3 separate regions of the Mus musculus genome follow, and all the other regions are linked to region 1. A link is a loop called in an ENCODE intact Hi-C map of the cell type or tissue named here. Cell type or tissue: heart. All regions are shown on one strand.

The links. Hi-C counts contacts between places; a loop is a spot of excess contacts. Peaks named below come from ENCODE experiments on the same cell type or tissue, not always from the same donor. Only the 100,000 strongest peaks of a DNase experiment are listed, where the experiment ranks them.
Region 2: a loop joins it to region 1, with 2.6 times the contacts of the local background. A loop is called at or near these places in 9 of 42 quality-filtered maps.
Region 3: a loop joins it to region 1, with 2.0 times the contacts of the local background. A loop is called at or near these places in 3 of 42 quality-filtered maps.

Annotation. Positions count from the first base shown.
Region 1 is chr15:73,469,038-73,477,037 of GRCm38, reverse strand. No RefSeq gene overlaps it. Among named protein-coding and RNA genes, the nearest start is that of Dennd3, 40 kb to the left of the region's middle. In heart, CTCF peaks have their summits at 1,268 and 4,080 (motif pointing right); DNase peaks (open chromatin) are centred at 4,047, 5,707 and 6,817; H3K27ac peaks cover 1,869 bases.
Region 2 is chr15:73,410,278-73,418,277 of GRCm38, reverse strand. All of the region lies in intron 1 of Ptk2 (PTK2 protein tyrosine kinase 2), which reads left to right. Among named protein-coding and RNA genes, the nearest start is that of Ptk2, 8.9 kb to the left of the region's middle. In heart, a CTCF peak has its summit at 5,712 (motif pointing right); no DNase peak of the experiment used is centred here.
Region 3 is chr15:73,682,942-73,690,941 of GRCm38, reverse strand. It overlaps a transcript of Gpr20 not described here. Among named protein-coding and RNA genes, the nearest start is that of Gpr20, 21 kb to the left of the region's middle. In heart, a CTCF peak has its summit at 3,126 (motif pointing right); DNase peaks (open chromatin) are centred at 3,141, 3,951, 5,441 and 7,191; H3K27ac peaks cover 2,611 bases.

The DNA.
Region 1 (8,000 bases):
AAAGCCAAGAGTGGGTGTCTACACTCAGAGTCCCAGTGTTGGGGAGGCAGAGAGAAGCAGATGCGGGAGCTGACCATCCAAGCCTAGCCTGATTAGCAAGCTCAGGTCCTAGTGAAATTACCCCATCTTGGAAACAAAACAAAACAAAACAAAACAAAAAGCCACTCATGGTGGCATGCGTTCAATCCTAGCGTGCAGGAGGCAGAAGCAAGTGGTTATCTGTGAGTTTAAGTGCCAGCCTGGTCTACATAACAAGTTCTAGGCTAGATCTTCATAGTGAGAGCCTGTCTCAAGAAAACTACAACAACAAACAACAACAACAACAAAACACCAGTGGAAGAGAAGGAGGGAGGGAGGGACAGAGGGAGTGAAGGAGGGAAGGAAAGGGAGGGAGGAAGGAGAAGGAAAAGGAAGAGGTGGTCTACTTTTGTACTGTGGTGAAGCCAGTGGACTGCAGTTATGACTGATGTCACCCAAAGGTCTATCCTTCAACACCACCATCACACCAAGAAACTATTGGAGTTCGTTCAGCAATCATGAAACTATGAACGGCTTCAAAATGGAGCCATTGATGGGGCTGGAGAGGAGGCTCAACAGTCAGAGGACTTGGGTTTGGTTCCCAGAATCCTCATGGCAGCCTGTAACTGTCAAGGAGTCGGTTCCAGGGGGTCTGATGTCTTCATACTGACCTCTGAGGGCTCCTTAGAGTATGTGGTACACATGAACTCACACACACACACACACACACACACACACACACACACACACACAATGTCCAGTGGGCAGTGAGGTTTCTTATCTCATACAATGAATTTACTCAAAAAAAAAAGTCTCATTAAAACGAGAAAGGAACAGGCTGGCGAGATGGCTCAGTGGGTAAGAGCACTGACTGCTCTTCTGGAGGTCCTGAGTTCAAATCCCAGCAACCACATGGTGGCTCACAATCATCTGTATTGAGATCTGACGCCCTCTTCTGCTGCGTCTGAAGACAGCTACAGTTTACTTGCATATAACAATAAATAAATCTTTGGGCAAGAGTGAGCAGAGCCGGAGCTCTATTCCCAGCAACCACTCACAATCATCTGCACAGCTACAGTACACTGTACTCATATACATAACATAAATAAAAAATAAAAACTGAGAAAGGAGCTGCAGAGAAGGCTTTCATGGGCTGGAGAGATGACTCAGAGGTTAAGAGCACTGACTGGTTTTCCAGAGGTCTCGAGTTCAGTTCCCAGCAATGAGATCTGGTGCCCTCTTCTAGTATGTCTGAAGACAGCAACAGAGAAGGCCATAGTTGCTTCCAGAGGCTAGAGAGATGGCTCAGTGGTTAAGAGTAGGTACTATTCTTACAGAGGACCCAGATTCAGTTCCCAGCATCCATGTTGGCAAGTCACAGCATCTTGTAACTCCAGCCCCAAGGGATCTGATGCCCCATTATCTGCACATACCTACCCACACACTTAAAGACTGAAAATGTTGTTTTTCAATTGAGAGAGCTAGGCTCAGAGAGTAAGAATGCTTGCTAGCCAAACAAGAGGAGCTGAGTTCAAATCCCCATCACCACGTAAAATCTAGACACGGCCATATCCACTGTTATGGGGTGGAGACAAGTGAATCCTGGAACCTCCTAACCAGCCAGTCTGGGGGAAAAAATGAGGTCCATATTCAATAAGAGACCACATGTCAAAAAATAAAGGAGAAAGGATGGAGGAGATGGCTCTACAGGCACTGGGCACCCTGCATGGTGTACAGACATACACACAGGCAAAACACCCATGCACATAAAACAAATGAATAAAAAAAATGTTTAAGATGGGCGTGGTGGCACACACCTTTAATCCCAGCACTCAGTAGGCAGAGGCAGGTGGATTTCTGAGTTCGAGGCTAGCCTGGTCTACAAAGTGAGTTTCAGGACAGCCAGGGCTATACAGAGAAACCCTGTCTCAAAAAAAAAAAAAAAAAAAAAAAAAAAAAACCAAAACAAAAAAAAAAACAAAAAATAAAATAAAAAAATAAAAACATATGTAAGGTGGAGAACAAGACCACGACACCCTCTTCTGGCCTCTATAACAGGAACACCAGCACTCGCTGCTTCCTGTCATTGCCGATGCCATAGGACAGACAGGGGAACAGAATCTTTGTATTTTGAGAGCTGGCAATCTGAGGAGCCAGCAGAGTGACATCCTAAGAAGTATGTCCCACCCCTTTCCAGCTGGCAGATCATCCAGGCCACGGGCAACAAAGGAAGCCAGCTCAGCCCCACCCCTCCTATTAGGTGGTCAGCCACATTTCTGGGGCTCTCTCCTCATTCTCTTTGCATTCTTCCGTTATTTTGTAGATGTTGGGATTCAGGAACTTCTTGACATACCGAGCTGTAATTCTGGGGTACTTTTCTGTGCCTCCTTAGTGCCCACTCTGGGGCCCTGGGCTGGAAGGAGTTAACCCAGGACAGACAGACCATGGCCATCATTGAATGCTAAGCCAGAAATGCATGCATCTGCTCACTTCTTCCTACAGTGTGGAGAAGGAATGGCTTTATAATGTGAAAGTGTCTGTCTGTTTCTCCTTTCCCCCATCACCTCTAGACAAGAGAGGGAGCCCGGCAGTGGTGGCGGGTGCCTTTAATCCCAGCACTTGGGAGGCAGAGGCAGGCGGATTTCTTAGTTCGAGGCCAGCCTGGTCTACAAAGTGAGTTCCAGGACAGCCAGGGCTATACAGAGAAGCCCTATCTCAAAAAAACCACGAGAGACAGAGAGAGACAGAGATACAAAGAGAGAGAACTCTGCTGTTCTCAGTGAGGTTTCAGAGGGAGCACGTTGCTGTTCTCAGGTTCGCAATGCATGATTCACCATTCCCAGGTGTGACAGTTTGAATGAAATGTCCCCTGCAGTCTCTGGCGCGTGAACACTTGTTTGAGGAGTCTTAGGAGTTGTGGCCTTGTTGGAGGAAGTGTGCCACTGAAAGTGGGCTTTGAGAATTTAAAGATGCAAGCATTGCTAGCTGAGTCTCTCTGCTTTCTGCTTGCAGTTTAAGAAGCGAGCCCGCAGCTTCTTGCTCCTGCCGCCGTGCCTGCCTGTTGCCACGCTCCCTCACTGTGCTGGTGATGGTGACGGTCTCCTCTCCCTCTGGAACCTTAAGCACAAGTAAATCCCTTCTTTCTTTAAGTCATCTTGGTGATGGTGCTTTATCACAGCAATAGAAACGTCACTAATTCACCGGGACGCAAGCACGCCTAGCCTGCTCCCTATAAAGAACTGCACTGTGGTCTTGCTAAAGGCTCAACAAAGCCTGATGCCCTGAGTTCAGACCTTACATGGGGAAAGGACAGAGCTGAGTCATGCAAGTGAATGAACTGGGTAATTCATTCACTAACTAATTAAGTGGCAATTTAAAAAGATGCGCTTGTCTTCTGACCTGAAGTGAAATGTGTCAGGTGATCTCCTTGAAGGACTTTAGAAGAGGTTTTATTCTTAGCCTGAACATGGTGGTTGGTTACTTTGTAGCATTGGGGAGTGGATCTAGGGCTTTGTGCTTGCTAGGCAAGAAGTCTTTTTTACTTTTTATTTTGGTCTCACTAAGATGTGCACCATCATTCTGGCCCAGCTGGGGTTTTGAAGGATGGTTAAGAGTTTGACCACCTGGTCTCCGTGTCTGGGTTCCTTACCCTAACCATGTATCTCCATTTGTCACATGTATGTTAAGCAACTTCTGCAGGTACTTGGTTGTCAGAATGTAGCCCCTGTGGGTAGCATACCTCATTCGTCTCTGTCTATCTCACTTCTAGTTCCTGGTGGTCCTGACCCAGTCTCAGCCTGAGTTTATGCTCCATACAGGTTTGTGAGTCAGGGTTTTTCTAAGTGTTGGTGGGACTTTGGATGAAGGCTGTCAGGAGAGCAGAGGAGACAGTGGGGTCCATTGTGTGCTCTCTCCCCGGACACCCCCCCGCCCACCCCGTGTGTGTGTGTGTGTGTGTGTGTGTGTGTGTGTGTCCCGCCAAGAGGCAAGCCCTTTGTGTCCTGGCCTCCAGCCTTCCACCTTCTCCCTGGCAGTGACAGCAGTTGCCAGCAGGGGGCACCATGTGGCTGCCTGGGAAAACAAAGGCCGAGTGCCTCACCACAGAGTCCCAGGAAGTGGCTGGACAAGGTTTGGGAGCTGAGCCCTGAGCGGACCAGTCCCCAGGGACAGTACAAGACAAGAGCAGCTATGATCTTGAGAGTCACCGTCTAGGAGCCACCTCCCAGGGTCATAGGCAGTGCTACCCATGCTCTGGGGACTCTGGCTGCCATACCTGCTCCAGGGGGCTCAGGCCATTGAGGAGATGTCCGGAAAATGACTCCTCAGTTAGGCCTCTGTTGGTGAGCAAACGGCAACAGGGCAATGCAGAGAAGGGTCCTGAAGTACTCCAAAGGTGGTCACAAAGCAGGCCTGAGAGGAACTGGGAACTCGTCAGAGGTCACCCTGGAACCCAGCTCTCTCTGTGCACTCTTCTCATTGGACCATTCTAGTGAGGATGAAGTCAGACAAAGTCCAAGGATTGCTTGGGGGCGACACAGATGAAGCTAGACCAAATGCCCCACCCCTACCCCCAACACCCACCCGAGGAACTATATCAGGCAACTGGGACCAGAAAACACCCCTTCTATTCCACCTTGAAAGTTTCTCTAGAGTATGACACCTGTGCAGAGATGTGGCCTGCATCTCTATGCAGGGCATAGGAGTCCTTCTACTCTATGCTACCCAGTGGTCCTGCACGGGGCATTCCAGGGCTTCTAAACAGTCAGTGACCATTCCAGTCCTGGCTCTGTTAAAGGCGACCATGAGTTCTTGGCATTCTTTATGGAAAGGTGCTCCAGAACAAAAGACTAGGGCTGGAGAGATGGCTCAATGGTTAAGAGCACTGACTGTTCTTCTGGAGGTCCTGAGTTCAAATCCCAGCAACCACTTGGTGGCTCACAACCATCTGTAATGAGATCTGATACCCTCTTCTGGCGTGTCTGAAAACAGCTACAGTGTACTTGCATATAGTAAATAAATAAATCTTTAAAAAAAAACAACAACAACAAAACCAAGATCAGAAGAGCGTGTGAGAATCCACAAGGTTCTTGTCCCTGGCCTGTGCTTGCAGAAGGGCAGGTCACTGTTTCTCACTGTTTCTCAGCCACCATGTGCAGACATCCAGCTACACACAGCTTCCTGGGCTGGGCTCCAGCCAGATTGGATCTGCCCCCTCCGATGCCACCAAGCCCAAGCTACCAACCACCCTTGCATTCTGCTCAACCTACAGATTCGAGGACTTTCACTTTTACTAGAAAACTTGTGGCCCATGTGTTCTTGGGGAGACTGTTTAACTCAGCAATGTGTCTCCTCATTTTAAAATGGGAGGGTATCCACCTGCAGAAACTTGCTGAGAGCTGCCACCAGCAACTACTCTTTTTTCTGGTCTTGCCTCCTGCAAGGCTGACTCCTACCCTATCCTGTGACTGGACCCCACGTCCTGGGCAATAGAGCAAGGAACATGGCGGTCGTGCACAAAGTCCCTTACTAGAGAGCAAGTACAGAGTTCCAAGTCTAGGTGGTTCCTGGCCTTGTTTCCTCAGGGACATGGTGATGCCAGTGAACTTATCTCCTTTCCAGAACCTGCTCCCGGCGTTTCAGGAAGTCCCACTTCCCTAGGGATGGCGAAAGTGCATTCCTATCCTACCCTGAAGGGCAAGGAGACAGCTCCAATTGTGCAGAGCCTGGAATGCTCTCTGGCTGCAAGCCTGCTCCGTGGAGTGGAGGACATCTTTCCCTACTCCCATGACCTGCTGACTTGGGCAATCATCCTGTCCAGTCTGACCTGGACTGTCCAGCCACTTCCTCACTGTAGGGAGAGTGTAAGATTTTAAAGTCCAGACCTTGGGACTGAAGAGAACCCTACAAGGTAACTTAAAGAACTTCTACCGGATCCCTGACTTGTCAGACGTGACAGACACATGGCTTTGTCCCACCCATGATCTCCCAAAATGAGCCATGTGGAGCAGGAGCACACACAAACTGGGCTGGAACGGGATGTTCAGCCCAGACTACACACCATGCAACACACACACACACACACACACACACACACACACACACACCAATCAGCCCACCCTATGCAACCAACCTCCTGTGCCCCCAGGCTGGCCTAAGAGCACAGGGCTGCAGGCTCCAGGAGAGGCTGCTGCTAGTATTGAGCAAAGTGGCTAGGGCACAGATGAAGTCACAGCAGGGGTGGGTGGCTTCTGGGAGTGACTTCAGGAAGCTGGTTGAAAGGATGGAATCAATTTTTCTTTCAAGGTGGAAAAAAAAAAAAAGTGCCAGGAAGGCAGGCAAGGCAGGAAGAAGCCAGACAAAGAAATGCAGCCGGTACTTTGTAATCAAACCGCAAACAACCTGCAAGAGAAGCCCCACCCCAATCCAGCAAGACCCTCACCAAGGTCAGAGACCAGGAAAGTGAGGAGGGGCGGTGGGTGAATACCCGCCTATATTAGGTCACATTCTCTTGCAGGACCAGGGATCCCTATCTGGACCTGAGAGCCTGAGTCCTTTATGATGAGAACAGGGACACAGAGAGAGTGGGTGAAGGCTTGCCCCCAACATGACCCAGACCTTTCCAGTCCTTGACCTACCATAAGTCTGCCTTTGCATCCTTCTCTCCACAAATGTTGGAAGGGACCAGGCCCTTGCTCTTCTTCTTGGCTGCTTTCCAAATTGTGTCTGTCACCGTCGCAGCGGGGAAACAGATGGCATGTGTAAATGAGACTCTGGAAGGACTTTGGCGAAGGGACTGTTGGCAGGACTGAGTGTCAACTGAGGAGGCAGCACCCCAGGAAGAGAGGCCACCCAGGGTCGCCTAGGCAGATCACAGGGAGTCTAGTGCTTGGTTTTCCTTTAAGGGATCGCGGCTTCTGCATTCACTCAACAGCCTCTCCAGAAGTTGGAAGCTTGGGAATAAGTCCAGGCTTGGGGGGAAGAAGGCAGGCAGGTCAAGTGTGTGGACAGCTCCTAGCCTGGGGTTTAATGAAGCCTGGAGTTCAGCAAAATCAGTCTCCACCCAGCGAGGGCGTGTGCACAGAAGGTGTTTAATGGCATGGATAGAATACAGGAGCAGGGGGCTGGTGAGATGGCTCAACAGTTAAGAGCACCGACTGCTCTCCCGAAGGTCCTGAGTTCAAATCCCAGCAACCACATGGTGAGGTCTGATGCCCTCTTCTAGAGTGTGTCTGAACACAGCTACAGTGTACTTAGATATAATAAATAAGTCTTTTTAAAAAATACATGAACGTGTTCTCTCACTGAGAGAAGGAGAGGAGGAAAATAGCTCTTTGAGGTGCACTGTCCACCCACCATCACAATGACACTGTAGCCTTCATTCCAGGCAGGCTGCAGCAAGAGGAAATGATTGGGTTAGACCAGGTCCTAAGGGTAGGGCCCTGATCCCAGAGGATGTGTATCCTTCTGAGAAGAGATGACAGCGTTCAGCCTCTCTACCATGTGAGGACACAGCGACAAGACCTTGAGGCAGGAAGCAGGTCTCACCAGCAACCAAACCAGTAGGACCTTGGCCTCGGACTTACAGTCCCCAGAATTGTGAAGAACAGATGTTTGTCATTTAAGCCATTCGGCCTGAGTACATTATCGTGGCAGCTGGAGCTAGTTCAGGGAAGGAAGAACCGGTCAAGGTGAGAATGGCCAAGAGAAACACTGGTGCCTGGGCTTTGTTTCTGTTGCAGTGATAAAGTATCCTGATAAAAAGCAACTTAGGGGAGAGGGGTTTATGTGACTTACACTTCCAGGCCTCTACCCATTATTGTGAGGGAGTCAAGGCAGGAACTTAAGGTGCCATATTCACAGTCAAGAGCAGAGAGAATAAACACACGTACACTTGCTCACTTGCTCTCACCTAGCTTTCTCCTCTTATACTGTTTAGGGTCCTTTGCTAGGGAATGGTGCTGCCCATAATGGGCTAGGTCTTC
Region 2 (8,000 bases), 59 kb after region 1:
GGACTCCACTGTGACTGTAGGCACTTACAGTTTCTGCTTTTACTTGACCAGAGTGCCATATGATCATCTTTGTGAACAGTTCTGTGTGTTCTATGTTATTAGAGGATTCAGTGTCTTCCAAGAGGACAGAAATACCCTTTTATTTCCCACTGCATTCCCAGTTTCTGTCACATAGTCTTTTTGAATGAGCAACTGGAAGAACCTAGGTGTATTAATTATTGTAGAATTGGGTCACTCAGGCTACTGGGATCAGAAAAAAAAATGCTTCTGTGCCATTTGACAGTTTTGAGTTTCTTTTTTCATAGAAATTGGTTTTTATAGGAATTAGTCTTACATATTAGGATTCAACTCAGGTTTGAGGGAAGCAGTTGTTCAAAGTGAGGCAAAATGAGTGGGATTTAGAAAGGATCCATGCTGAGAGTGTAGGTCAGTAGTAAATCACTTTCCTAGAGTGTGTAAGGGCTGGGTTCAATCCTTAGCACTTCAGAAAACAAGATGAAAAAATAGAAGGATATGGGATGCCAGAAGCTCTAGGATAGTCTGTGTTCATCAACTGGATTTTTTTTTTTTCAAGGGCTTGACATATCCTACAGCCACGTACAGGAAAGTGGCAGTTACAAGTGTGCTGTGACCTGCTCACAGTTTTTCACTGCATGGATGCTATCCATGTGCAGTGTTTTGAGTCACAGGTGACAGTGTCCTCACTGATAAGAGAAACTAGCATTTGAGTACAGAATCTGTTCCTGATTTTTTGGTCAGGACCTCCCTTAGCCTTGCTGTACCTTGTAGAGGAAACTCAGAAGGTACACATTCCACCCAGCCTCTTCTAGGCCTCCCATTGATTTCAAGTGGTGACAGCAGGAAACAGTGCCTTCACCGAGAATCTTGTCAGACTGTGAATAATGCTTGAGCTTGCTGTCTGGGAGCTCAGATGGGCAATAAGGTTGTGAACTACAGCTTTAGAGCAGTTTGAAATGTTGGTTTTGAGTTGAGATGTGTGTATGCCAGTGAGTTTGCTCTCATTTTTTTCAGTCTTGGCTGTTTTTAGTATTTCTCAGAATCTTGAGAACACCTCAACTACGTTTTAATTTACCATGTTTTATGCTGAGACCACTTAAGTCTTTTGGTCTTGGCTTGGAATTTAAATGAACAATTTGCATGGAAAGAACAGGTTGTGTGGTTCCTGGGTGTGTAGCTTTTGGCAAATAGGATAGAATGTACATGTTGGTGCTTAAGGCAAAGTTTTAAATTCCCTGGTGGTTTTGTTTTGGTCCAAAATGTTGGCTGGCATTTACTAAGTCAGGGGGATTGCCAAGCCTTTGGGTGACTAATGAAGCAGTATTGTATAAATTGATTTTAAGTTTAGCTTTGAATTCATATAAATCATCCATCCATCTTTCCTCTTCCTTTGTCCTCTCTTTTCACTTATCTTCCTTTTTCTCCTCCTCTCTTCTCCTATGTCACCTATCTTCCCATTCTCTGTGCTGAGGTTGCAGGCACACTTGGTTTAGTACATTTGCTTTTGCCTTTTGGCCACATGTCACCTCTTTTTAGATAAAGAATCTGCACAGATGAAAATAAGTTACTCGCCTTTTATCTGTATGCCCTATGTAGCATGAAGTGCATCTGTTGAAGGGACTGTTGCAAGCTCAGTGGCAAGAGCTCTATTATTCTTCAGTATTCTTAAGTGATTCAGAGCTTCCTCACACACACTGTGGTGGTGGTTGGGAAAAGATGTGTGGCAGGGGTCTCTGTCAGTGTATTGGTACTTGGAGAATAAAGATAAAAGACCACCTGTCTGGAGGGAGTCTATCAGAAAGACTAGAGGACTTTGTTCTAAGTGACTTTTTAGAAAAAATATCAAGGTAGTTGCAGAGGTAGAGAAGGAGCAGAGATAATGGTCATGCAATCCCAAATTCAAGCAATGGGTGAGATATGAAATGCCTGTTTGTCTCTCTCATCAACTGTGAAATCAAAAATAACAAATGAGATAGCAAGAGAAACAAATCTGGAACAGTCTTTTTCTGTCTAAATTGATTCAGTGAAGTTGAGTTATAATTTACAGTCAGTAGTAGCCAATGGCCCCTGTTAATCTCAGACTGCCTGATCCAGAGAGCTTTTCAATAACTTTGAGTTAGTGGCTCTGTGCTTAAGTTCCTTTCCCCCACTGGCCATCCTTCCCTGGTGTCTTCTCTGCTCCTGGCTAACCTCTCTTCTGCACCCTTGCTGGGTTTCTGTGCTGTTACTGCTCTGAGGCTTCAAATAGTCGTTTCCTGGTAATAATGATGCTGTGCATCTTTTTATGCATTGGCTGTCTGCTGTGGCCTATAGTTTCAATTGGTTTCTGTCTTCTCTTCTCCTTTCTTTTTTTTTTTTTTTTGTTTGTTTGTTTGCTTGTTTTTTCGAGACAAGGTTTCTCTGTGTAGCCCTGGCTGGCCTGGAACTCACTTTGTAGACCAGGCTGGCCTGGAACTCTTAACCCCTGAGCCATCTCACCAGCCCCTCATAGAGCCATCTTGTCAGCTATTATTTTGAGTTATTTTATTTTTTGTTTCTTTTCTTTTTTTGTTTATGATGTAAGGTAAGCTATGAATCTAAGTGGTTTGTAGGACTCTTTTGAGGCTCAGAGGTAAAGATGGTGACTGAAGCTGTGGTGTGCCCACCATTGTCAGTGTTTTGTTTTGAGACAAGGTTTCTCTGGAAGGCCTGAAACTTACTAGGTAGACTAGTCTGGCCTCTTTGTGGATTATCATGCTTGCAAATGGCGTGTGTGTGTGTGTGTGTGTGTGTGTGTGTGTGTGTGTGTGTGTGTGTGTATTTCATTTACTAACCAGTCATGAAAGATGTGAAAACATTTTCAGTTTGTATTGATTTGTGTTCTAATTAATTGCCCCTAATGTCCCTACTTTTGGGTGTACTGCCAAGCAGAGCTGTGTAATGCTTTGGCTGGCAGAAATCCATATCACTCACTTTGAGGGGCTAAGGGGAGAGGAACCTGGTGGAGAGGATGAATGAGGAGCTAGAGCAAGAGCAAGCCGAGCAAGTGTTGGTGGCTGTGCACAGATTGACTGATGTATCTCCAGTTAACTTTCTAATAACCCAGAGGCAGCAGAAGCACAAACTACTGACAGGAAAGCTAAAGACCTCTGATAACTCATGTAAGTATATCCTGTTGCTTGGTAGTAAGGGTTGTTAGGGATGTGATGTCCTTTACTCTGAAGGAGGGTTCAGAAAGCTGGATTGCGGTTTAGATTCTGTAAAGTGGTAATGAAGGAGCAAACTGAGAACAGAAGAAAAACTGGGTTGCTTCCTGGGCAGCCCAGGGAGTGGCTGTTGGTCCTGGTGTACCGTTAGGTTTGGAATCTCAGCAAGCAACAAATAGGAGGCTTGGGCTGGAGAGATGGCTCAGTGGTTAAGAGCACTGACTACTCTTCCAGGGGTCCTGAGTTCAATTCCCAGCAACCACATGGTGGTCCACAACCATCTATAATAGGATCCAATGCTCTCTTCTGGTGTGTCTGAAGACAGCTAAAGTGTATACATAAAATAAATAAATGATTATTTAAAAAAAAAAACCAAATAGGCTCTGTACAAGGATATGCATTTGAATTGGAGAAACATCTCAAGATAGGACAGGTGCTAAATTAGGATTTTCAAATTTTAATTTCTATGTACATACATCACTTGTAGATCTTATTTTACTTGAGGCTCTAAATCAGCCTGTTTAAGGAGGTATCTGGCTTTTGTTTCAGTGGTATGGTCTTTATTGCAGCAGTAGAAACATAGCTAGAACAGTGCCTTAGCTATTGGCTTGTGGGTCCACCTTGTGAATAGCAAGATTTCTGTGGAAGGTCAGGGTGTTGAGGGGAATGTGGAAGTTGAATAACCATTGAGAATGCTTTGATAAAGGGCTCAATCTTGCAGCCCTTTGATCTTGGGTTCGGTTGTTGATTTTTCTCATTTACATTTCCTTGTTAGTTAAATGGGCCAAATAATAGAGCCCTAGGCTATTTGTTGAGAGAATTACATGATGCAGTCTGTGTCATACTCCAGGATGGTGTAGTGCTTAGCCTAATTAAATGCTTCTCAAAAGATAACAGTTATTAAAAATAAATGTTTACATTAAATTTTTCTAGTTTTCAAAGTACTCAGTTATCTGTACATCTTTGCCTGTTAAATTGCAGCTCAAAGAGAGTGGGAAATTTGCATTCTTCCAAGCTAGCCTGGGATACATGAGACCTGGTCTTAAAACTAACTCCTTCCCATGTTGCACAAAGACCCCAGAATGTTGTAACATTTTCTGTGGTTTCATCACCTTTGCCATCATCCCTATTTACTGTTCGATATTGCTGGCTCTTTGTGTTGAATTGGGTTGGTACTTAGATATATAGAAGAGGAGTTTGCTTTGGGAGCATATATGCTATAACATTGGTACTCCTGTTAAAATGAAACACAGTAATTCATGACACCTGCATCACCAGTGCCTAGCTCTTGGAGTGCAGAAGGGTGCTAATAAAGGAATGAGCTAATTGTGAGCAACCAGACTTCATTCCTGAACTCTGAAGTGTAAATTGCATGTAATTTTCATGTGAATGACACACTATTATCATTCCTTTAGTCTTGTAAAAGCTAATAACCATGGGTTGTACAGAGTCAGGTGAGGTTGGGTTGGCCTGCAGGTAGTGGTTTGCTGCTCTGGAATAGACAACACCCCATATACCTAGTGTGCAAAACCGTTTGTAAGTTGTTTTAAGTTAATAGAATTTTTCTTATATTTTTATCTGTTCCTGAAAGTATGTGTGCATTTTCCTGGCTGAAGCTGAGGTGTTAATATGCCCTGTTGGCTTTTGGACTCTATTCTACCTGTACTGAAGCTCAAAAGTTGATTCCTTAAGCTGGCGTTGTGTCAGCTTAGCTGGCATGTGAGGGTCATGCTGTGGGTGCAGCTGTCTTGCCTTTCAATAGCATTTGTTAATTAAGCTGTTTAATCTTTGTTGATTTCTCAAGGACTGACACAAAAAAGGGAAGACAATATATTTAGTTTGTAGTTATTCTAAAGCTATAGCCTAGTGGTATCCATTGTATGTTTCCCCATAAGAAGTAGCATTAACTTGAAAATTTTGTTAAGTGATGGGTTAGAAATTAAATCCCACCTTACTCCTATGTCAGACAACAGTAGTTGAAGACATTGTGCTTCATTAGTTTGTAGAGAGAGGTAGATCTGTAACAATGTGATGAGTAGTTTTATTTACTTGACACAGTCAAAAGTCTCAGGAAGGGGTGATCTAGATCAGGTTGGTTTATGGAAATGTCTATAGGGGATTGTCTCAAGTTGTGGGAAGACCCATCTCACTGTGGGTGGCACCGTTGCCTGGGTTAAGAGTAGAGAAAATAAGCTGAGCAATAAGCAAATATGCATTCATTCTCTTTCTCTGCTCTTGTTTTTGAATATGACTATTTCAATTCCTGCTTTGACTTTCTGACTTCAGGGGCACTGTAACCAGGAACTGTAAGCTGAGTAAACCCTTTCCCCCCTCAGTTTCTTTTTGTCAGGACATTCTTTCACAGCAGCAGACGTGAAACTAGGACCAACAGGAAAAACATTCTTCATTTTTTTTCTTTTCTTTCTTTCTTTTTTTTTTTTTAAGATTTACTTATTATTATATCTAAGTACACTGTAGCTGTCTTCAGATGCACCAGAAGAGGGCGTCAGATCTCATTATGGGTGGTTGTGAGCCACCACGTGGTTGCTGGGATTTGAACTCAGGACCTTCGGAAGAGCAGTCGGTGCTCTTAACCACTGAGCCATCTCTCCAGCCCCATTCCTCATTTTCCTAAGATCTCACTCTGTAGCTTAAGCTGGCCTCACTCTAGCTGAAGCTAGTTCTAAACACCTGACCCTATTGCTTCCATCTAGCTGAGGCTAGTCCTAAACACCTGATCCTATTGCTTCCACCTCCAAAGTACAGAGGTACATGTTAGCCATTACTCCTGGCCAAAAAAAAAGTGTTTCTGAGAACTATAGACCTGAGTTTAAGTAAGTACTCTGCTCAATCTCCCTCCCTTCCTCCCTCCCTCCTTCCCTCTCTCCATCTCTCTGTCTCTGTGTCTCTGTCCCCTCATCCCCAATCCCCCACCCCAAAGACAGGGTTTTCCTGTGTAGTTCTGACTGTCCTGGAACTCATTCTATAAACCACTAGTCTCAAACTCAGAGATCTACCTGCCTCTGCCTCCTGAGTGCTCGGATTAAAGGTGTGCATCATTACTGCCGGGTTGTCTAAACACTTCTTGGCTTGGAGTCTGATTTTCAGTAAGTTAATTTGGTTCCTGTTCATTCAAGACCTTTTCTGTACAGCATTTATTTTTATTTTTATTTTTATTTTTTTTCTGAGACAGGGTTTCTCTGTGTAGCCCTGGCTGTCCTGGCACTCACTTTGTAGACCAGGCTGGCCTCGAACTCAGAAATCCGCCTGCCTCTGCCTCCCGAGTGCTGGGATTAAAGGCGTGTGCCACCACGCCCGGCTGTACAGCATTTATGATGCCAGATTTTGAAGTTACTGTGTAATTACTCTATGAAGTGATATGTAAATAAAGTTAGTGTCTTTTCCCCACTTAGTATTTTACTGCTAAAGATTCGTTCTTCTCCCCTTTTGGGTTTTGCCAGCTTGTTCTTGAGGTGGTTTATTAGTTAATTCATTTGCAGAATGTTTGTTAAAAGCAGTTTTGTGCCTGGAACAGGAGTTGTCCTGAAGGTATATCTGTAAGAAGTGAGACCAGAACAGCTTAGTGGCCAGTTTGTGTGATGTGTACAGTGGCTGTGTAACAGCAATGTGCTCAGGGAAACCTATAGGTGGTGTCTGGGCTCAAGGCTTGACAGATTACTCATTCTTTGTAGGCAGCATATAGCTTATTACATTATTCTTTTCACCACTGTGTATCCCTATTAAAAAACAGATAAACAAACAACAAAAAAATCCCTTCAAACGTGAAAAATGCTTGAACCAGGAACAGTACAGAAATGGACTAGGTCATATGGGGAAATTAGTCCCCTTGAGAGAGGTATTGGGGAACACATGGAAGTGTGAGAAGTTGGATGTTGTGGATCGAAAATTTTAGTCATGTTTGGAGTAGTACAGGTTGGGTTGGGTTGGATTGAGAAGAAGCTTCTATCAGACAGGAACAGAGCAGTTTGCAGTTGATTTTGATGGGAACTTTGGGTGCCAGAGTGACAGGAACAAACAGATTTATATGTTAGGATGGTTCCACTGGAGTCACAGGGCTCATAAGGAAGGGGGAAGGACCCACACTTTGTCATCATCCTCATAGAGTAAGTAGCTGCTCTGCTATGGCTTAGCTAGCAAGACAAAGGGAGCAAACAAAGTTGAGCTCTGATAATGTTCTTACAGCATTCTAATTATGTTGTCCAGAAAAAGCCCTTAATTAGGGAGACAATGGAGGATTGATTGATTTTTTTTGGTTTTCCGAGATAGGGTTTCTCTGTATAGCCCTGGCTGTCCTGGAACTCACTTTGTAGACCAGATCAGCCTCAAACTCAGAAATCTGCCTGCCTCTGCCTCCCGAGTGCTGGGATCAAAGGCGTGAGCCACCAAGCCTGGCTGGAGGATTGTTTTTTTTTTTTAAAGATTTATTATTTATTATATGTAAGTACACTGTAGCTGTCTTCAGACACTCCAGAAGAGGGAGTCAGATCTCGTTATGGATGGTTGTGAGCCACCATGTGGTTGCTGGGATTTGAACTCCAGACCTTCGGAAGAGCAGTTGGGTGCTTTACCTGCTGAGCCATCTCACCAGCCCTGGAGGATTGATTTTAAAGCCTGTTTGTGCAAGCTCTGACCATGAAAAGAAAGTCAAGGTTCCAATGGTCCAGGGGTCAGCAGGGCCTGCCTGGTCCTCTCTTTGGTACTAGTTTATGAAGTTCTCTGGCTCCTTTCCCCTATCCAGTGAACTGTCATCTGTTGCTTTGAGTCAGGCATACTCTC
Region 3 (8,000 bases), 210 kb before region 1:
GCAAAGAAGGAGTCCTCCACCATAGCCTTCTCCCCATCAGCTTCCTCATCTGCAACCAGATCTCAAGGTCACCGGCTCCCAGCTCCAGCAAAGGGGTAAGGGAGCCTCCAGAATCACCAAGCCTGCTTCCCCTCTGCCCACTACCTGGTTATCCGATCTCATCTGAGACTTAAATGGGAAATGTTCTATACATGTTCCGTGAACCTTTGGTTCCTGCCCCCCACCCCTCTGTTAGCCCTTGGTCTCCTTAGACCTCAAGTGGCAAGGTTGTAGATGAGACCCACCTTACCCTGAGTGGAAGTCCAATCTGTCATAACCTGAGGAGGTCATCAGACATAAGTAGAGTCTAGGCTGGGCAGGGATGTTCCCTGCCATGTTCCCTGTAGTGACCCATCAGTCTCTTTGCCATAGTGGGCTCTCTAGGTTGATGACATAACAGTACTTCCGGGTTTGGGGCAGTCATTATATTTTACATGGACTGGGTCCACAAACCACCAATTCACAGGGGACACAGTAGGAAAGGCACTGGAGGCCAGAGCCTGCTAATCTGGGATGGGGCTCTGAAGAGCTGGAACCAAGGTTACCACCTTCCTGCTTCTCATCTGCTGCCCACACAAAGCCTGTCATTTCTTGGCGGCAGTAACCAGGTTTCTAAGAAGATCATGAGTCCTACGGCTCCAGCCTCCTGTTGCTTTACTCAACAAAGGAAGCACCTCAGGTTGGGGAGTAGGGACCAGGTCCCAGTGGGCTTCACTTCCTGACCAGACCAGGGCTGCTACCTCCCACCCCTGCATAGCAAAGGCACCCAAACCTACAGTGATAAGATGTACCAAGCCTCCCCACCACACTGACCCATGATGTCAAGTTCTTGTCTGTGATGGGGAACCTGAGACCTTGAGGTCCCCACCTCATTCTTCCTAGAGCAAAGCCATGGGTCATATCAGGGAAGTTTCCAGAGCCCTGCTCCAGAGTTCATAGCCTCATGAGGACAGGCGTCCTGGGAAGGTCCAAACCAAAGGAACAGGACATTCCACTTTTCTGCCAATTGCTCATGTTCTTTTAAGGTCTTCTTCTGACCTTTAGTGGACTTTGTCTACCTTAAAGTGAGAATACAAGAATAAGTGAGCGTGTGTGGCCAATGCAGAAGGATTATCTCAAGTTCATGGTCACCATAGGCTACATAATAAGACCCTGTCTCAGAAGAAAAACATACAAATAAGTGTCTATACATATATTGGTACATGTGTCTACAAACACGGAAACACATGCTTCTAGTCATTTGAATGTATATCTGCATATATACATATAGTGTGCATATGCAGATATATATGAAAGTGTACGTGTAAGTTTGTGTTTATGTATACATAGATGTGAGTCTGCATGTATATGCCTGTATATGCATGTGTGTACAAGTATATATGTACACCATGTGTGAGTATGTGTATGCATAGCTTTAAGTCTGTGTGTGCATGTATGTATACATATAGATATGTGTATATGTATGACATGTGAGTCTGTGTATACATGGATGTTAATCTGTATATGTATCTGCATGTGCATGTATATTTGTGTATGTATATTTATGTGTGAGTCTGCATATACACAGGTATAAGTCTATATGTATGTATATCCATGTATATATGTGTATGTATGGTATAAGTCTGTGCATACATGGTTATAAGCCTTTGCATAGGTGTCCGTGTGTCTGTATGCATGTGTGTGCACGTGATGCTTGTCATGGCTGACAACCTGAAAGGAAAAGGAGTCACCTGGGAGACACCATGTCCAAAGAGGTTTAACTGAGAAGGGAGGCCCACCCTCAGAGTGGGTGATACCTTCCTACAGGTAGCCCAGATATGGAGGTCTGAGGAAAAGGCAGAGCTGCGCACCTTCTTGTCTTTCTGAATGGGTTTGAAGCAGCACCAATAGAAAGACGTTTTTCTGCACTCTGGCTGGATCGATAGGAAAGGTCTCCTGAGGGGCAGGACCCCGCTTCCCGCAGCAATTCTCTGTGTTACTTTCCTTATTGCCATAACTCAACAACTGAAAAGAAACACCTTAAGGATGCTGGTAAGGCGGCTCAGCAGGAACAGGCACTTGCATGCCAGCCTGACAGAGCTGAGTCCCATTCCCATGCCCCACCAGGTGACAGGAAAGAACCAAATCCTGTGAGTTGTCCTCTGACTGCCACATGCACACCACGGCATACTCCCACCTGCACTCTCACACATGCAACAAGTAATAAATAAAAATATTTTAAAAGACGAAACTAGGGCTGGTGAGATGGCTCAGTGGGTAAGAGCACCCGACTGCTCTTCCGAAGGTTCAGAGTTCAAATCCCAGCAACCACATGGTGGCTCACAACCATCTGTAACAAGATCCGACGCCCTGGAGTGTCTGAAGACAGCTACAGTGTACTTACATTTAATAAATAAATAAATTTTTTAAAAAAAAAGACGAAACTAAAGGGTTTATTTAAGGCTTAGAGTTGAAGAAGGGCTCAGTCAAGCACAGTGGCAGGAGCATGAGGTGGCTAGGAGGCACACTGTGTCTGCAGTCACAGAGCCTGTGTGTTAAGTGCATCCTGCGTGTGGCGCCTGTGTGTGTAATGAGTCTGTGCATCTGTGTGTCAGAATACATGAGGGGGCATGTATACACATGTGCACAGACTCGGGAATCTATGTGGCAGTCTTTGGTAGTCCACATTTAATAATTAGCGATTCGTTTGAGCTGCTTACGAAAACAGGGGTATTCCCCAGGAAAGCCTAGCCCATTCACTTCTTCACTCAGTCTCTTCTCTTATGCTATGCCTCATGTAATATAAGGTCTCTCTCCCAGCAGCACATGTACACACACACACACACATGTACACACACAGACAGACTTGCACACGTGTGCGTGCACACACACAAGCACATACCAACACACACTGTGGTCTCGGTGATAGAATCCTCAGCTGGCACTCATCCCACCCATCAGAAATGGTCAGAGATAAAAGAGCAGTTCCCAGGTTCCGGGCCAGGTGCAAGCCGACTGAGCTTCATCCTGACTTGAAATAGATCTTTGAGCGAGGCCAACTTGTAGCCTTGGAGACAGCACTTGCACCGGAGTATCTGTGACCTGAGGCCACCAGGTGGCGCTTGCTGGCTAGGAACAGGTGTCAGAAATCCGGACAGTCATCCAGAGGAGCCGGCTTTCCACCACCTGGAGCACCAAGTCTAGAAGACAGAGGCCCTTGTGCTCAGCCAACTGCAGGGCAGGACCTCCCCAGTAGGGGGACAAGTTCTAGCAAAGGGCAGAGCCTTCACCATTTTTTACTAGGGTCCTGGGAGGACTTCCTCACCATATGGCTGTCGTCTTGGAGGGTCTCACTGAGGGCAGCACAGTGGTCACACACCCACACCACTTCCTCAGCTACACAGCTTGGGTCCTGAGCACCTACACCATGTCCTCATCTGTGCTGATGGGAAGTATATGGGCAGTCAGTCATCTCTGAATGTACCCTTCCCTGCAGAAGGGACCCTGAGCTCAGCACAGGTAGAATGTCCATCCGGGAGGACTTCCGTCTGAGGCAGACACCGAGACTCTTGTGGGAGAGCATCCAAAGGCCACACTTGAAGAGCAAGATATCAGCACAGCACAGCACAGCACAGCACAGCAAGCAATTGCCTAGAGACAGGGAAACAGAGGGGATGCCTTGGCTTTTGATGAGGGGCTGGGGGCTGCCCTGGGGTGTGATGTGAGGATTGAGCAGGGTAGAGGCTCTCTGACCCAGGGATAATGAGCCTGATCTCTGGCTCTTGGCCCGAGCTACCCGCAGCCTGATGCTTTTGCCAGCCTGTTGCCTGGCATGTGAATGTGCAGTGCCTGGGAGTGGAGAGAAAGAGAGCTAGCTGTCCTTTTGTTAAGGACGCCATTAGAGGCCAGGCCCTGTGGCTGAGCAGGCCTGCAACCTTGACCTTAGTTTCTCCTGATGCATTACACGAGTAAACCACGCTCTAGGCTCAGAGGCGTCCCTGCCTGTAAACTGTGTACAGTGTCAGCCAAGAAACCAGTTGTCTGTAAGCACTTAAACCCTGGCGCCAGCCAGGAACCAAAGAGATCAGCTGATTCTGGCCTTGGAGCCTGAAGGCCCAGCTCCACAGTGTGTGAGCTATGCCCTAATCCAGGAGCAGAGTCCCACTCTGTCCAGTATAAAGCTAACACGCTGGAGAGCCACTCTCTTAACCACACTGCCAAGCAAGTATTGTCTTCCCTATATGACAATGAGGACATAAAGAGGAAGGGACATCAAGTAACTGGGCCTGGAGTCACCCCCAGGATCGGTGGTGGGGCTTGACAGAAAGCAAGTCTCTTCCCTCCCTTGGGCCATGCCTCTAAGCCTCCTGCCTTTACAGCCATAAACTGGTGGGCTCTGTGGACAGAGTCACCACCCTCCTTCCAGATACACCTAACTACAACTACAGGTGATTTGTGAGAGCAGAAAGCACCCCAGGGTCACCCATTGTCAGCAGTTTGAATATTTTATTCAGAACTGAAGAGATGGCTCAGTGGTTAAGAGCACTGACTGCTCTCACAGAGGGCTTGAGTTCGGTACCCAGAACCCACATGGCATCTCAGAACTATCTGTAACTCCAGTTCCTAGGGATACATCATGATCTTCTGACCTCTACGGGCACCAGGCACATGGGTGATGCACATACATACATACATACATGCAAGTGAACACTTACACAGAAGGTCGAAATACATAAATAGTAAGGGAAAATAATCGTATGCACAAGCCACACACAGAGGTGCGTGCCTATAACCATTAGAGTCTGGAGGCTGAGGCAAGAAGATCAAAAGTGGGGCTGAAGAGATGGCTCAGTGTTTATGAGCACTGATTGCTCTTCCAGAGGTCCTGAGTTCAATTCCCAGCAACCACATGGTGGCTCACAACCATCTGTAATGGGATCTGATGCCCTCTTCTGGTGTGTCTGAAGACAGTGACAGTATGCTCACATATATAAAATAAATAAAATCTTTTTTTAAAAAAGGAAGATCAAAAGTTCCAGGCTACCCTGTGCTACATAGAGAGACTCTACCTCTAAACAAACAAACAAACAAACAAACAAATAACCATAATTCACTCTGCTATTTGAGAGCCCAGAACATTGCTTTCCCTGAGTCATAGGATCTGGCTGGCAACTGAGCCCACTGCGTGGGCAGGAAAAACAGGTCTGGGGATAGGGGTGTACCAGCAAACAGCACCTTACATATCCAACCACAGAGTGCTGGCAACTGCCCTAAGCCAGGCAGTAAAGAAGCAGCAGGCAGAGTGATGGAAGTATGCCAGGTGCCAGTGGCATGCAGTCCTGGGCCTCTGCCATGAAGTCACCGAGAGGATAATGCAGGCCTTAGGGACCAGTAGGCCAGTAGGGACCAGTGTCCCGGTAGAACTGGGACACTGCCATAAAAGCTGCTTGGCCGCAGAGGATAGGATGGAATGGCAGGCCACTATCAACCAACGGCTGGCTCCATCAGCTTTTCTAGCCTGCCATAGGGCTTCTGGGTTCCAGAACCATCTTCGGTCCAGCCACAGCAAGAGCTTGCGACAGGCAAAATGCCTGCCACCTCTCTGATCAGATCGTAGCTCTCCCACCCTTTCTTCCACTGCCCGAAGCCTGTCACCATTCAAAAAGCGAGCAAGTCCATCACCTGCCCCTCTGCCAGGAGCTCTTTGCTGGAGCAAAGGTAGCAGTGAAGATGGGGGACGGGAATGGGGGGCGGAGCTCAAAGCTTCAACTTTCCACAAATGAATCAGACATCTTCTCTTTAGCTCCAGAGACTTCCACACACCTCCTACCCATGATTGTGCCTTCTGGCCATGGCCACCCAAGTCCCTCAGTGTGAGAACTTTTGGGATTGTTGTGCTTGTCAAGGACCCTTAAGGAGCGTGAGACGTGGCAATGGTCTGAGAAGAGGAGTGTGGTCACAGGTCATTCCCAAGCCCTGCAGGCCAGGTCTGGCTCTAGCCCTCCCTCTCCTACTCCCTTATAGAAGCTATAGATGGCAGCTTCTAGGAGCCCTGCTGAGATGGGCTCAGCTCCACCCACTGCAGCCTGTGTCTCTTATCAAGTTCTCCACGGACCCTTGAGAGAGCAGGACAGTCCTGCACATGGGGGAGTGGGATATGAGGGCATCACCATGAGAGCTAGGGCAAGAGATGGAGGGAAGGAGGCCCCAGGTCCCACCCAAGCACAGCTCTGGTTTCGAGGTGGGTTCCCCCATGAAATCTATGTGGCTGGAAAACTGGGATGGGAGCAAGGCTTAGCTCTCGGCTGATGTGACCTTTGGCTTTGTGATTTTTGCCTCTCTGAGCTGCTGTTTCCTAATTGCTAAAATGGTCACGATGACCCTCATTCCTCAGGTTGCTATGCTAAAAATTCCAGGAGGGAGCAAGGCATAGTTCACTGAACACAGCCCGCCATTCCATTATTCCACACACTCTTGGGAGCACCTGCTATCAGCTTTGGTGTGACACAGGGTGGGACTTGGGGTGTGCAGCAATGAGCAAGGCACACTCCCTGTCCCCAAGAAACCCCCCCAGCCCCAATCCAGTGTGGTGAGGTTCCCACAGAACTCCAGCTGGCTTATCTTCCTGACAGCTGAAGAAGGCTCTCTAGAGAAGTGACAGTCAATCAGACTTTCTTTTTCCCTTTTCTTCCTTCCTTCCTTCCTTCCTTCCTTCCTTCCTTCCTTCCTTCCTTCTTTCTTCCTTTCCTTTCTTTTCATTTCCTTGAGATCTGGTCACATGCTGTAGACTACATTCGCCTCAAACGCACTCTTGGCTGTCCTCCTGCCTCAGCCTCCCAAATGCTGGGATTTCAGGTACAAACCACTGGCTTAGTTGGGCTTTGCAGGATGTATAGGAGTTTTCCTATGGGAGAAATTAATGAAAGCATCTCTGGCAGCAAGCACTCTGGAGATAGATGTAGAATTGGAGCCATGTCACAAGACACATGGGTGACCAACTGGTAGAATAATCCAAGCAAGTCACTCCCACCCCTGCGCCTCAGGTACCTTGTCTACAAAGGAGACTAGAAAAGCCCATCGCCCAAGGAAGCTCCGGACTGTGGATAATCCTCGGACTGTGCTCAGACTTCCTATTTAACTTTCCATGTGTGTTGTGAAAGCCAGGGCTATTTTTATCCACACTTGACTATTTGTGGGTCCAGAGCCTGTCCTTTCCCACAGAGGACAGAGCTGGGCTGCCCCAGCCACACTGCCCACTCCCAGGCTATGGTGGGAGAGGCAAATGGAGCGAGAACTCAGTCCTGAGGGGCAGATGAGGGAGGGACTGATTGGCCAAGGAGGTCCAACGCTCCCCCTGGGAATCTAGTTAGAGAACTCCTGGAGCAGACCAACTAACTAGTCTGGTTAGGCAGTTAGTTAGTTAATTAGTTAGTTAGGTTTTATTTTATGTGTATGGGTGTTTTGTCTATATGTCTGAGTGCCATGTGTGTGCCTGGTGTTCACAGAAGCCAGAAGAGGACCTTAGATCCCCTCATGTCATGTGGATATTGGAAATTGAACCCAGGTCATTGAACCCAGGCCTCCTTGAAGAGCAGCCAGTGCTATACTGACTCCAACCTTGGTTTTTTTTGTTTTTGTTTTTGTTTTTTGCCTGTGTGTCTGTCTCTGTGATGGTGCTGGATCCCCTGGAACTGGGGTTACAGACTGTTGTGAGCTGCCATGTGGTTGCTGGGCATTGAACTCAGGTTCTTGCCTAGAACTCCCTATATAAACCAGGCTGGCCTCAAAGTTTTGTGCTCAAGTATAACAGGAAAACCTCCTTTTACATACAGATGAGGAGAGACCCAGGCCAGTGCCTGGGGAGGAGGTCAGGCACCTTCCTCAGCACAATGTGCACACCTCCCCCCCTCCCCCCATCAACAGCTGAAAAACTACATATTGCCTGCCTGTCAGAGGCCCCTTCTGGTTGCCTAGCAACCTCC